Regions from separate parts of the Mus musculus genome. Here region 1 is linked to region 2. The links are chromatin contacts, found by Hi-C or POLR2A ChIA-PET in ENCODE. All regions are on one chromosome and are shown on one strand. Each heading gives the region's core, a stretch centred on a gene start or an enhancer-like site at or near the end of the contact. The rest is flanking DNA. Distances are from core to core; before and after follow the strand shown.

What was found. A loop is a pair of places that touch in the nucleus more often than their neighbours do. ChIA-PET counts read pairs that join two places held with the same protein, here RNA polymerase II (POLR2A).
Region 1: a loop to region 2 is called in a map of left cerebral cortex, with 3 times the contacts of the local background. The contact joins the enhancer-like site here to the promoter of Spsb1 in region 2. A Hi-C loop is called at or near these places in 7 of 37 maps with a recorded cell type or tissue (Patski, left cerebral cortex, regulatory T cell and 1 more). POLR2A ChIA-PET finds 5 or more read pairs at or near these places in 4 of 5 experiments (Patski and embryonic stem cell).

The regions. Positions count from the first base shown.
Region 1 is chr4:149,853,571-149,860,105 of GRCm38, reverse strand. No RefSeq gene overlaps it. Among named protein-coding and RNA genes, the nearest start is that of Gm13070, 46 kb to the left of the region's middle. Within about 2 kb of position 3,630, at least 1 of the 3 ENCODE cell types and tissues checked has a DNase peak (open chromatin) inside an H3K27ac peak, as active enhancers do.
Region 2 is chr4:149,950,175-149,956,293 of GRCm38, reverse strand. Spsb1 (splA/ryanodine receptor domain and SOCS box containing 1) reads left to right here and starts at 1,288. Exons shown (of 3, transcript NM_029035.2): 1 at 1,288-1,441.

The DNA.
Region 1 (6,535 bases), core at 2,381-4,880, 99 kb after region 2:
GACCAGTAGTTTGACTGGTTTCAGGGTCTACTTGAAACCTAATGTTTTTCTCCGAGGTGTGCAGAAAGTTCTCCTTTTTGTCTTAAGAACCACCGATCCTTGTGCCCAAGCTGAAAATCTAGACCAAGAGATTTTTCAGCTAGGCGAAGTGGCACGTACCTGTAATTCCAACACTTGGGAGGCTGAGCCAAGAGGACTGCAAAGTAGGGGGCAGACTACACTACATGGAAAGTTCCAGATTGGCTTAGGCCACAGCAAAACTGCCCTCCTCACTCCTAGATGTATCTTGAGAGTAGAAAAGATGATGGTCAAAAAAGTGAAGGCGTAGCTGGGCAGTGGTGGAGCACACCTTTAATCCCAGCACTCGGGAGGCAGAGGCAGGCAGATTTCTGAGTTCGAGGCCAGCCTGGTCTACAAAGTGAGTTCTAGGACAGCCAGGTCTACACAGAGAAACCCTGTCTGGAAAAGCCAAAAAAAAAAAAAAAAAAAAAAGTGAAGGCGTACATGCTTGCTGTGAGTTGTGAAGAGACCAGGTCAGTGAAACTAAGCACCGGAGATATGTGTTCTCAAAAGCCCCACATGCCTGCCAGTGTCTCTTAGCTAACGCCTGGCAGAGGTGCACATTCCAGAGAGGATAAATAGCATCCAGCACTGGGGAGATAGCCAAGTCAGTAATGTGCTTGTTCTGCAAGCTCAAGGACCCGAGTTCAATCCCCAGAGTCCACAGGAAAAGCCAAGCATACACTTGTAAAGTGACTACTGCAGAGATGAGGACGGGAAGATCCCTGGAGCTTTCTAGTCAGTCAGCCTTGTGTAATAAGGAAGCAGTTGGTAGTTAGAGAACCTAGCTTAAAAATGGGGGTGGGATGGGGGGAGACAGAGGCTACAGAGATGGCTCAGTGGTTAAAAGCACTTGCTGTTCTAGCACACAAATGGTGGCTGACAACTTCCTATAACTCCAGTACCAGGGGATCCATCATCCCCTTCAGATCTCTTCAGCCAAACACAGGTACCCATCAAATACACATAAATGAAAAAAATATTTATTTTTTTAAAAAATTGGACATTGAGGAAGAATGGCATGTGAGTTGTCATTTAGCCTGCACACACACGTGCTGGCTTCCTGCGTGAAGCTATGGAGGAGAAGTGCCCGCTAGCCCACTGGAACCTATAGCCTGGGAAAAAAAAATAAGCTGTTATTGTGTCTCGCCAACCAGCCCCACGGGCTGTTTGTTACTGCAGCATTACCTAACATTCTCTGGCTGATTCAGCTCGTGACACACTCTGGGATGTCTGCCACATCACTCACTGGGACAGAGACGGACTTGCATAAGAAAAATAAGCAAACCACTTCCTTCTCGTCTGGCCAGCAGCCTTTACCCCAAGAGTAGTGCCCAGCTTCCATCCAGAAGCCCCATGACGTCTGGGACACCTCTGCAGCTTGAGCTCTGAGCCTGTGCCTGCCTTTGCATCTCTCTGCAGCAGGAGAACATTCAGTGTGGTGCTCACACTAACATGAGATGGGCGGGAGGGACCTAGTACCTATTTTGTCTTTTTGAGACTGGGTTTTTTCATATACCCCAGGCTGGCTCCAAATCTGGCCAGGTAGCCAACGGAGGGGACTAACTGTCACTTATCCTTCACCATGCCACTGCATCTGGATGCTTTAGGCATACCTTCGTGTGGTGTCCCCAGCTCCCCACCATCCAGTTGTCATTTTACCTAAAGGCACATGTGCCGTCTTTACAGAGGCACAGAGAGATGACATGAACTTGCCCAACACTGCACAGATAAATATCAGAGATGACACTTGAACCTCATGGGTCCATTCCAGAGACAAAACTGATGTCCACGGTCAGTTGCGGATGTTGCATTTCATAGGCAGAGATACAGGTGAAGGACAGACCTGTGAGGCCTGCTGCATCAAGGGACCCTTGTTAAGGGACTCCAGTGCATACTGAATAGTAACAGTAGCAATCAAGGATTAAAATAACCGCTGGTGGTCACTAAGGAGACTAAGCCATACTCACCCCTAACCCCTAACCCCACTGCACAGCCAGAGGAGAACAATAGGAGCCTCCTTAGAGAGCCTAGAGGCCCAGGATGGCCTGATGACACACACATCCCCGCAAACATTAGTACCCTGCTGTACACCATGCTCCACAAGCAGGTGTCCCAGGACCATCGTTACTATGGTTACCTGGCTGTTATCTGTTCCACCCTGTTTGCTTAGTAACCTCTCCCTAGATAAACTGCATCATTGCAAGGAGAGAGAGGGAGCCAGCCTTACTGAGGGGTTGCTATGGGCATGACTCTGCCAAGCAAATCCATGCACCCCTAGGAAGCAGTATCTCTTGCGCAGATAAGAAAAGCAGGCCTGTGGCTTTAAAGGACTTGCAATCAGGAAATCAGCAACATAGCACTGCCTCAAAGCCTTGTCTGCTAAAATCCGAAGCTGCATATGAAACATGATGCTAAGCCGGGGCTTTTAGACCCAACTCCCAGAGACATAGTGGACCCTTCAGCTATTCCTCCAGATGTTGCATGAGTGGCTGTGTTGTATTACTTGTGTGTGTGTGTGTGTGTGTGTGTGTGTGTGTGTGTGTGAGAGAGAGAGAGAGAGAGAGAGAGAGAGACTGTATGCATGTGTGTAAGGTATATATGCACATGTGAATGTGTGTGTATATTTGCCCAAGTGGATGCATATAGAGGTTTACATTGATAGGTTGGTAGGTCGCTCCTCAATTGCCTCTCCATCTTATTTCTGAATCTGAAACTTGCTGTTTCAGCCAGATTGGTGGCCCAAGCTACCAGGGTCTTCCCTCCATACACACCCTGCCATCCCAGTGCTGGAGTTAGAGGGACACACCACCACGCCCGGCCTTTATGTGAATTCTGTGGACAAAAACTTAGGTCTCCCATGTGTGTGCTGCAAGCATTTCTCTCACTGAGCCCTTTCTCAGCCCCTATTTTATCTTGAAACAAGATCTTGCTGTTTGAAACCTGGACTCCAATTCTTGGGCTCTATCCATCCTCCTGCCTCAGCCTTCTGAGCACTGGGACCACAGGCATTTACCACCATGCCTGCCCTTGTTAGGTGTTTTCTGAGTGCCTACTCTATGCCAGGCTCAGGACTGGGGTCTGAAGCAGCCTGGCCTCAGCCTCCTTTTGCTCACCAGGTCAAAATCATGGCACATTTGAAGTATTTTCCATTGTCCCCAGGTCCTAAGAAGGCCACCCAACAGCTTATGGCCGCTCCTTGGGGAGAGGGGGACTTGGGCGTCTTTCTGGGAGAATCCGGGTCTGAGTGTTTCAGGAAATCTCTGATCTGCCAGATTTCTGTATAACTGATCAGTCAGAGATGGGGGAAGGTTTCCCGTCAGCCAGGCGTTTGTCTTTCACATGAGCCCTAGACAGACAAACCACAGCCACAGACTCAACCAGCTGTGGAAGCATCGAACAGGAAACCCAGAACACCTGGTGCTCCACTTCCTCTGAAGACTGCGCGCGTCTGGGTGGCTGTGTGTGGCTGCCGGCGTTCGCGTCTGTTTTCTCTCCCGCTGTTGGTTAAGTGGGACTCAGATGCAGACAGAGTTGGAAACCACAGGCCTTGTGGTAACAAGGAAGTCAGACACTGGCTCTGAGACCTGACAGCACATGGCGGCTCCTCAGACAAGATCCCAGGCAGGATCCAGCCCCGGCTCTAGGCCACCCTCCAACTCCCAGCCATAGTCAGCTGCAAGTCACCGTGCAAGCGAAGGAAAGGCATTCTTTTGCTTCTGGACATAGGTGGTTTTTTTTTTTTTTTTTTTTTTTTCAAGCCGCTGTCTGGATTGGAGGGGAAGCTCTGCTTAAATATAACTTGGCCTCCGAGTGCAGACTCACAAAATGCAGTGTCTGGATAAAGCTGCTTTTATGATAATTTGGGAATCTGTGGGTGACCACTGAAGCCATGTGCTGAACAGGGGACTGATTTCCCATTAGCAAAGCTGGCCTCCCTATAAGGACTGGGTTTGCTGAGGCCCCCACACACTTCCTTTTTTTTTTTTTTTTTTTTCCTTTGACACAGGGTCTTATGTAGCTCTGCCTGTCCTGCAACTTGCTATACAGAGCAGGCTGGCCTTAAATGCACAACACTTTTCCATTTTATCGATGGGAAGACAAAAGAAAATAGAAAAGCTCTCAAAACCTCAGGAGGTGGACTTGTGAATATGTTTAAGAATCATTAAATTGACCTACAGAGAGGGTCTTAGCTCACCTAAGATCACATATTAATTAAGAGGTAAGATCACATATTAATTAAGAGGTAAGAGGCTCTTTGCTTATACAGTATGGTTTCTGATTCTGTGTTTTTACAGGATTTCTGCGTGTGGGTGTGTGTCTCTGCATCAGTACGTGTTTCTTTTGCACTTCTGGCTCTCTCTCTCTCTTCTTCCTGTTTGTTTGTTTGAATTCTATTTTCTTTTTACGTGCCTTTTTTTTTTTTCTAATGAGAGAAAGAAAGGGTATGGATTTGGGTGGGTAGAATCTGGAAGAAGTTGGGGAAGAGGAAAGTAAGGTTAGCATATATTGTATAAAAAGATCTAAAAAAAAGTGGGGCTAGGATTCAATTTCAAGTTGGTTCTTAGCTCCCTGCTGGGCCCTAGATTATTGTCTTAATGAGTAGTAACAACTGCCTAGCACAGCTGGTGCTCAACTTTATCAGCGAGCCGCGCTATCATTTGTGGCAAAGATAGTGCGATCCGCATAGGAAACCCAACCCACTGGGAATATCTGCACAATGCATAGTGCAGAATGGCTGCTCTATCGTTACTGGCATTGCCGGGGTCAGAGCCTAGGTCCTAGCAGCCCTGACAATCTAGACTCAGCATCCTGTCCCCAGTGAGTCAGTTACAGAAACAAATAACAGTAAAAAGCAGAAAAGAAGATTCATGCGACATGGCCACGTAAGGAAAAGGGACAAAGAGGTCCTGTACCCTATAAACCCGTCTTCAGGGTTCTAACATGAGGTTTCTGTTTAAAGAGAAGACAGGAGCTATGCATAACTAATCAGTCTCCAGAAAGGTGTGGTCCCACCCGTGATCCGCTCCAGTCTGTTTTGCAGGGCCATCTGCAAGGTGTTAGGACTGTGTAGATCTCTCTAGAAGACAGTCTCCCCCCTTTCCCGGGTCTGGCGCCCAGTATCTCTTTAGAATATCTTCATTCCTGCCAGGTCTGTTACATAGTCAAAATTCTCAAGTCCACAGTGGCCTGTTCTGTGTTACCTGTGACTCTAGAACGCGTGGCTGAGGCTCTCCTTGGCCCACAGAGCTCAGGAGCACGTTAGGAAGATGGCCAGCTTGCTAGCAACAGCGATTTGTGAGTTCATGTAGCAGTCAGAGAGGCTAGGCATGGTGGAGGCACGCCAATGGATATTAACGACAAGATGAACAGAGCACTATGCGGGTATCGCCCGCCGGCGGCTCAAAGCAAGCCAGAGAAACGCTGCAGCATCTCATATCTGCGGCTAAGATTACAGGAGCCAAGTTCCAGCAAACCCTAGACTGCGAACTGAAGCCGAAGTGAGCGCCGACCTGAGGTGGCACATGCGCAGTGTCCCAGGCCATGCTCTTTTTTTTTTTTTTTTTTTTTTTCCTTTCACACCTGCTAGTACAGCTTCTACATCTGGGCTTCTCACGCAGACAGCGTGTGCTGGTGACGTCATGGGGAAGCTCAAAGAGCAGAGTCGTTGCCGTAGAGATGGGAAACGTGGTAGCCCCGCCCCCATGACTGGATTGGCTGACTCTGGCCAATATTCAAAAGCCCACAGGGGCAAGAGTGTTTTGTGGTTCTCCCTGGGAGGATCACGACCCCTTTCATCAGGGTCACATATCAGATATCCTGAATATCAGATATTTACATTACTATTCCTAACAGTAGTAAAATTACAGTTGTGAAACAGTAATGAAAATAATTTATGGTTGGGGCCACCACAACATGAAGAAGTGTATTAAAGGGTCACAGCATTAGGAAGGTTGACAACCACTGTTCTAGAGCGCTTTCTGCTGAACTTCCATAGAGCTTTGTTTCCTATGGAGTGTAAGAATGAGTTCAGCAACTTACAGGCCTAAGGTAAGAATCCCAAAATCTATATGAGGGGTGTGGTGGTACGTGCTTCTAATCCCAGCCCTCAGGAAACAGAGGCAGTCTGATCTCTGTGAGTTCAAGGCCAGTCTGGTCTAGCCAAGAAGCTCTCTCTTTAAAACAGCAAAGTGATGGTGGGCGTTGGAGAGATGGCTCAGTGGTTAAGAGCACTTGCCACACATGCAGAGGACATGGATCAGGGCACTGGCTTAGTTACTATTCTGTCACTGTGAGGAGACACCATGACCAAGGCAACTCTTAACCAAGAACCCATTCAACTGTGGGTTTTAGAGGTTTAGTCCATTGTCATCATGACAGAGAGCTTGGCAGCACACAGACAGACATGGTGCTGGAGAGGTTGGTGAGAGTTCTACATCCTGACATGCAGGAAGCAGAGAGAGACTGGACCTCA
Region 2 (6,119 bases), core at 39-2,538:
GAAGAGTCCAACAGGAGGGAGTCACCCCCCTGAGTCACCGGCAAGGCTGCCTGCTCGAAGAGCCAATAGCGCCCCGGAGAGGCCGCTTTCCCCACGCAGACCCACCTTGTCCATAGCAGTCTGGAAGCTTCTGTGTTTTCAAACAAAATTGGCAACAGTGAGGTGGTTGGAATCTACACAGTAGCCTCCGGCCCTTCGGGTCTTTACAGTGAGTGATTAAATAACTTCAGCGGCCACAGTATTTATAGCAACTTCTCTAGCATCCCTCCCCACGTATGGGTGAGGAGTGGGAAGATCTTAAGGGGATATCGCGAAGATGGGAGTGAAAATTCCCTCAGTCACCTGTGACTACTCTCTTCTGTAATGACGGGAAAGGAAAATCCCTTTCAGACTAGAGCTTCTAACGGTGTACTTTTAATGTGAAGTCCCTGTCGCTTGTGCCATCCTAAACTCATTGTCTAGGTACTGTGGACGCCTATGCGACCAGGACCTCGGGGTCTTGAAGTTCTGAGTTGCCTGTCTGTCTCCATGAGCGCGGAAACAGTAAGTATAGAGCAGCCGGATTACACATGGACTCATAGACAGTTCCTTTGCACGACAGCATTACAGAACCTTAACCCGGAGTTTCAAACGAGTTAAGCAAGATCTTGCTCCTGTGATTACTGCTATAACCTCACCCTGCCAAACATTTTTTCCCTAAAGAATGAACCTCAGCTCCTCAATACAGTGCTGGACACCACCGCAGCCCCCGCGCAGGTTTTCTGTTATTATGATCCTGGCCTTAGGTCCAGCCTTTCCTAAAAACTTCTCCAGAGGAATCAAAGCTCTTGCTGCAGAGGCCAAGGCAGAGCGATGTATGTCTGAGCCTACAGCCCTTCTGCAAGAAGGTGGTATCGGGGGCTACAGAGTTCGCAAAGCCCCAAGCCTGCCCTGCCTCAGAGCCCTGCGCGCTCCGGGCTCTCGGGCGACCAGCGCCGCTCAACGCTAGGAAACCCAGCGCTGGGTCGGAAAGTAGAGGGGCGTGGCAGGAGAAGGGGCGTGGTGTAGGGCGGGGCTAAGCGGGAAAGTGCGGAGGGGAGGGCTGTGAGGAGCGCCAGGCAGAAGGGAGGGTTGCGATAAAAAGGGCGTGACCTGAGGCGGGGCGTGGTGAAGGAGCGTGACATGGGGCGTGGCAGGGCAAATGGAGGCGGGGTGGAGCGTACAAGCCCCGCCCACGGCGCGTCCTTCTTTTTTCTCCGCCCTCCCACCTTAGAGCTGTCGGTGGCTTTTTCTTCTCAGCGCAGGAGTCGCGCTCGAGCGGCCCGCGCGCTTGCTGCAGGAACCAGCTCCAGGCGCTGGCGCCGGGGCCACGGGGAGGAAGCGACTTCGCTCTCTGCAGCGGGCGCGGCCCTGGGCACCGCGAGCCTCCGGAGCTCCAAGAGCTGCGGCCTCTCTGTGCGCGGTAGGCGGCATGGGACACCGAAGACCGGTTGGGTGGGCGCGCGTTCGGGCTCTGGGATCCGGGGATGGGGGAGACACGGGGACCACCACGCTGAGAGAACTGAGAGGGTGGGCGCGGGGCAGAGCGTGGGCATAGGGTGGGCACCCGGCGTGGAGCCATGATCGATCTTGGGTCCCCGGAGAGGGGCCGGGCGCCGCCCAGTGCGCTGCCGCTTCTGCTGCGGAGGCTCTGGGGTCCCACCTGCGGGGGCGGCATTGGGTGGGGACCTCAGTGGAGCGGGGACAGTCGCTCCCTAAGATGAGCCTAGGCTGCAAACCGAGAAAGAGGCCTGGGGCTCTCCTTAGTCCCAGGGCGCCTTAGGGTTCTGATTGTTGAGGGGGACTCCCATCGCCAAAGTCGAGGGGACCCCTTCTGCCCCATGCATCGCGACCCTGCTGAGTTAAGTTAGTTTCGCTTTTCCCGCCAGTCCGGGCTCTGATTTGTAGCGGCCCTAGTCCCCCTTCCCGATCCGGCCCCCGTAGCGCCTCTCTCTGGGAGACTGCCTGGTGACACTGCGCGCGGCGCCAGCCACCCCGGAGCCGCCGATGCTTCTCCGGGCAACCGAGGTTATGTCAGGAAATCGATGGAAACAGAGAAACAAGAGCAGCCTGAATCGGATGGTAGAGCAGAGGATGAGTTGTCCCGCGCCTGACGAGTGTGCGAGGACTTGCTAATCTCCAAGTTTAAGGATGTGCCATGGCAAAGACTGAATGTTCACAAATGGTGCCTGTGAAGATGTTTGCCAGCCAGGAAGTTGTGTGTGCTTTTGCGAATGAGAGTGTGACCTTGTGAGTTTCTGTTCGTGTCTGTTGTTGTGTATCGTTGTGAATATGTGTGTTTCCTAAATGTTCTTGCCTGTCTGTGAACAGTAGTGGGGCTGGCCATTGGCTCTGGAAGGTTGTGGAGTATAACTCCCCTTGCTTGGTTGGTTTTGGTAAGTGGGGTATTGCTGGAGTGCTGGCTGGCACCTTTCCAGGGAAGCTCCTGCCAGCTGAGCGGGGCTCAGGCTCCTCTCTCTTTTTCTCTGAACTCAAGCTGTACAGTGTGGTGGTGAGCTGGCAGAAGCTGCTTCCTGAGTGAGTAATAGTTAATTAAACACTTTAGTTAGTAACATCAGAAACTGCTCATGAGCTGAGTTTTAACAGGTGTTTATGGTAAGAGCGCCAGCCCCCATGATGAAGGCTTGGTGTCCTTGAAGGTTTAGGATCGCCGACGAGTGTGTGTGTGTATGTGTGTGTGTGTGTGTGTATGTGGGTACACACACACACACACACACATACACACACACACTCACACACACACACACACACACACACACACACACACACACACACACACACACACGCTGAGGTAGGATGGCCTGGAGGGAGTTGGCTTTCTTCCTAATTGTTAGACTCTAGGAGAGAGTGGGATTGCCTTTTCCTTTCTGCCCTACGCCTTCCCAGCTCGCATCTCTGGGAGGCAGAAAGCACTACACTAACATTAGTGGTACAGACAGAGGGAACCATTCAGTCAGAGAATCCCAACATCATTTAGAGACTATCTGCCCAGACCAACCCTTTCCCAGTGGAGGCCCAGAGAGGTTGGGTGATTTAGCCAAAGTGCACAGCCAGGGCTATGCACCAAGACAAAAATCCTGGCTGTTGCTTACTGTCCCTAGCTCTGAGGTCATAGGCCAGTTATCTGCAAACTGACGGGCTGGATTAGATCATCTGAAACAGTTCTTCTCCTTTTACTGCAGGGAACACTTCTTCCAATAGATCGAAGATGTTATCTAGATGGGAGATATGGAGTTTCTGAATCCGGAAACTTTACAAGCCTTTTTCTTCCTTAGCCTGTATCCCACTCAAATCAGCCAGACCAAAACCTGGGGAGAAGCCATAACTGTCAGTCTTAGGAAGGCTGGTTCTTGCCTGGGGCCCTGGGTGAAGTCACTTAGGGGGTAAATTAGGCTTCTTGAGTGCGAGGCTGTGCCAGCAAGGGTGGACACACCCTTCAATGGATTCCTCGTGGCTGCTGCATAAAATGGGTCCCCTTGGAATCAGCAGAGATGTTGAATTTCTCCTTGCTCCCCAGGCGCTTCTCATAGTGTTGTGAGTTTAATCTAGGGACTTCACACCAGTCTCTTTCAGAAATAGTGTGTGGCCAATATTCATGAATTGATTCATCTTTTTGTTAGGATGCACAGTGCATGGCAGGTATGCCTCCATGGGTCTGGGCGCCAGCACACAGTCCCTGCGTTCCCTGCAAGCCAGATTAGTGAGAGCAAGAGCAAAAGGCTGCCTATCACCCGGGGCTCTCAGTGCCGTGCCCACCCTTCTGCAGATGGCATCCCCGCCATTGGGCTCTGCTGTGAGCTCTCATCGCACTCCTGCTGGGCAACGGCTGGCACTGGTGGCAGCCTCCAAGCCAAGTGCTTGACACATTGCATTGTCTACACTTCTGAGGTGCTTGGATTGGGCGCTCACCGCTTCCACCCCCCTCTGCCCCAGCAGGTTACTTAACCAAGGTCTGTTTGCCATTGAAGGGTGGAGTCAAAACTTCAATCCAGTCACCATCACCATGGCAGTGTAACTCTCTTGTGCCTTCCCTGTCCCTTCAGCAAGTTTGTGTTATTATCGAGTGTGTACTGTGTGTGTGTAGGGGGTGCACATATGCCATAGCATGTGTGTGCATGTGTGTGTGTGTGCCAGTTTGTGGCACTTTGTCTGCTGAACCATCTTGATAGCCCCTGTTAACTTTATAAGTGGATTTTTCTGTTGTTGCTGCAAAAAACTCAATTATAGACTTGTAGAAAAGATAATGTGTAACACCGTGGGGTTGCTGGGAATCGAACTCAGGACCTCTGGAAGGGGCGTCGGTGCTCTTAGTCGCTGAGCCATCTCTCCAAGACTGGAAATGATAATGGAATGAACACGCCTTCACCTTTCTTCACCAGTTCTGAGGGTCATCATGTGCACATACATGTACGTATACCTGCATACATACATGTTGGAATATTCAGAAGCAGAAATATGTTGCCTTTCCTATGGTACCTTGTAAGGTGTATTAAAGGGGAGAGTTGGGCTAAAAACAGACCCCGTGACTCTGTATGAGGGGAAGGTTTGTGTGCCATCTTGTGTGTCTTCACTTTCTGCACTTTGAAGGAGAAGATGATGCTATCTATATTCTGTCGATGACCATGACCGTGCTGCCAGCAGCCCATGGGGGCTCCAGTTTGGTGCCGCTCTGCTCTTCAGAGCCGCTGGGCAGCGCCTGGCTTATTTAGCATTGTAAAAGTTCTGTTCCTTGCCTAATATTAAAAACAATGAGTCTGAGGATCCTGAGGCAAACCACATGGATTTAGGCCGTCTTGGCCTCCCTGAAGAGTTGGGCAAGAGAAGCCGCCAAGGCACAGCCCCGCTCTGAGGCCGGCCGTGGAGTCGCAGACCTTGTGCAATGCTCACGCAGGGGTCACGGCAGGCCTGGGTGTTAGGAAGGAGAGATGATTTGTCAACAAATGCTGGATCAGACATCAATCCAAGCTTAGCTCTCCAGCTTGCAGAGCTGACCATGGCTGGAAGGGGCTGGGAGCCCCTGCTTTCCCCCAACTTCTGCGTGCCCCGGGCTGAAGGTGGAGGAGGGTAGTGACTGGGATGTGACCTCCACACTCACGGAAGGACAGCTGAGTGGGAGATTGGCGTCTCAGGGTGGGAGGACCCTGCCTGTGACAAGGTCTCTACTCTGCCCCTCACGGTGAACCCTGCTTGCCACGTTAGCTATGTGGCTATGAAGCTTCCAGCTGTTTTGGGGGCCACCTTGATTGTTAAATTTACACCTGTGTAAGTTACTTTTCTTATTGCTATGGTGAAATATCTGATTTTGTTATATGTACATATACATATATATATGTATACATATATATACACACACACATATATACATATATATACATATATATATATATATACATAGATATGAAAATATAACAAAGAACAACTTAAAGGAAAGGCAGTTTCATCATCTTGGGGAAGGTGTAAGCACAGAAGCCAGAGGTTCCTGGTGTCATGGTGTCCACGGTCAGAAAACAGTGAGATAGGTGCCCATGCTCAGCTGGCTTTATCCTGTTCAGTTAGCCCGTCTTGGGCGGTGACACTTACATCCAAGGCTGGTCTTCCCTCCTCTTGAAACAGCCTCACAGACACACTAGTCTCTGAGGTGATCCTAAATCCTGTCAAGTTGACCAGGAAGACTAAACATCATGGCACCTCTGAGCTGTGAGCATCGGCATCCCCTACCTGTCATCCCACCCTTAAGGAGCAAAGGTGCTCTCCCTTGGGGTCACCTCCCTTTGGGCCATCTTACCTGTGCACAGTGAGCTGCCTTCCAAAGAAATGTCTGTGCCTCCTAATTTCCTAGGAGGAATCTACAAGCCTATGGGGGTAGATTTTTGTGGGTCTGGGGTCCTGGTGGCAGGGAACATAGAGTTGGGTCTGCTGACTTGATTGAGGCCGAGGTTCTTCGTTTAATGTTGCAGACCAGGAGTTGGGAAGGACGTTAACAGGTTGGCTTGGCCGGCTGAAACATGGAAAGCTGGCACACTGTGTCAGAACTGGAGATGCCAAGTCTCTCTGGGTTGGGTGGAGGAAGGGTCCGCAGC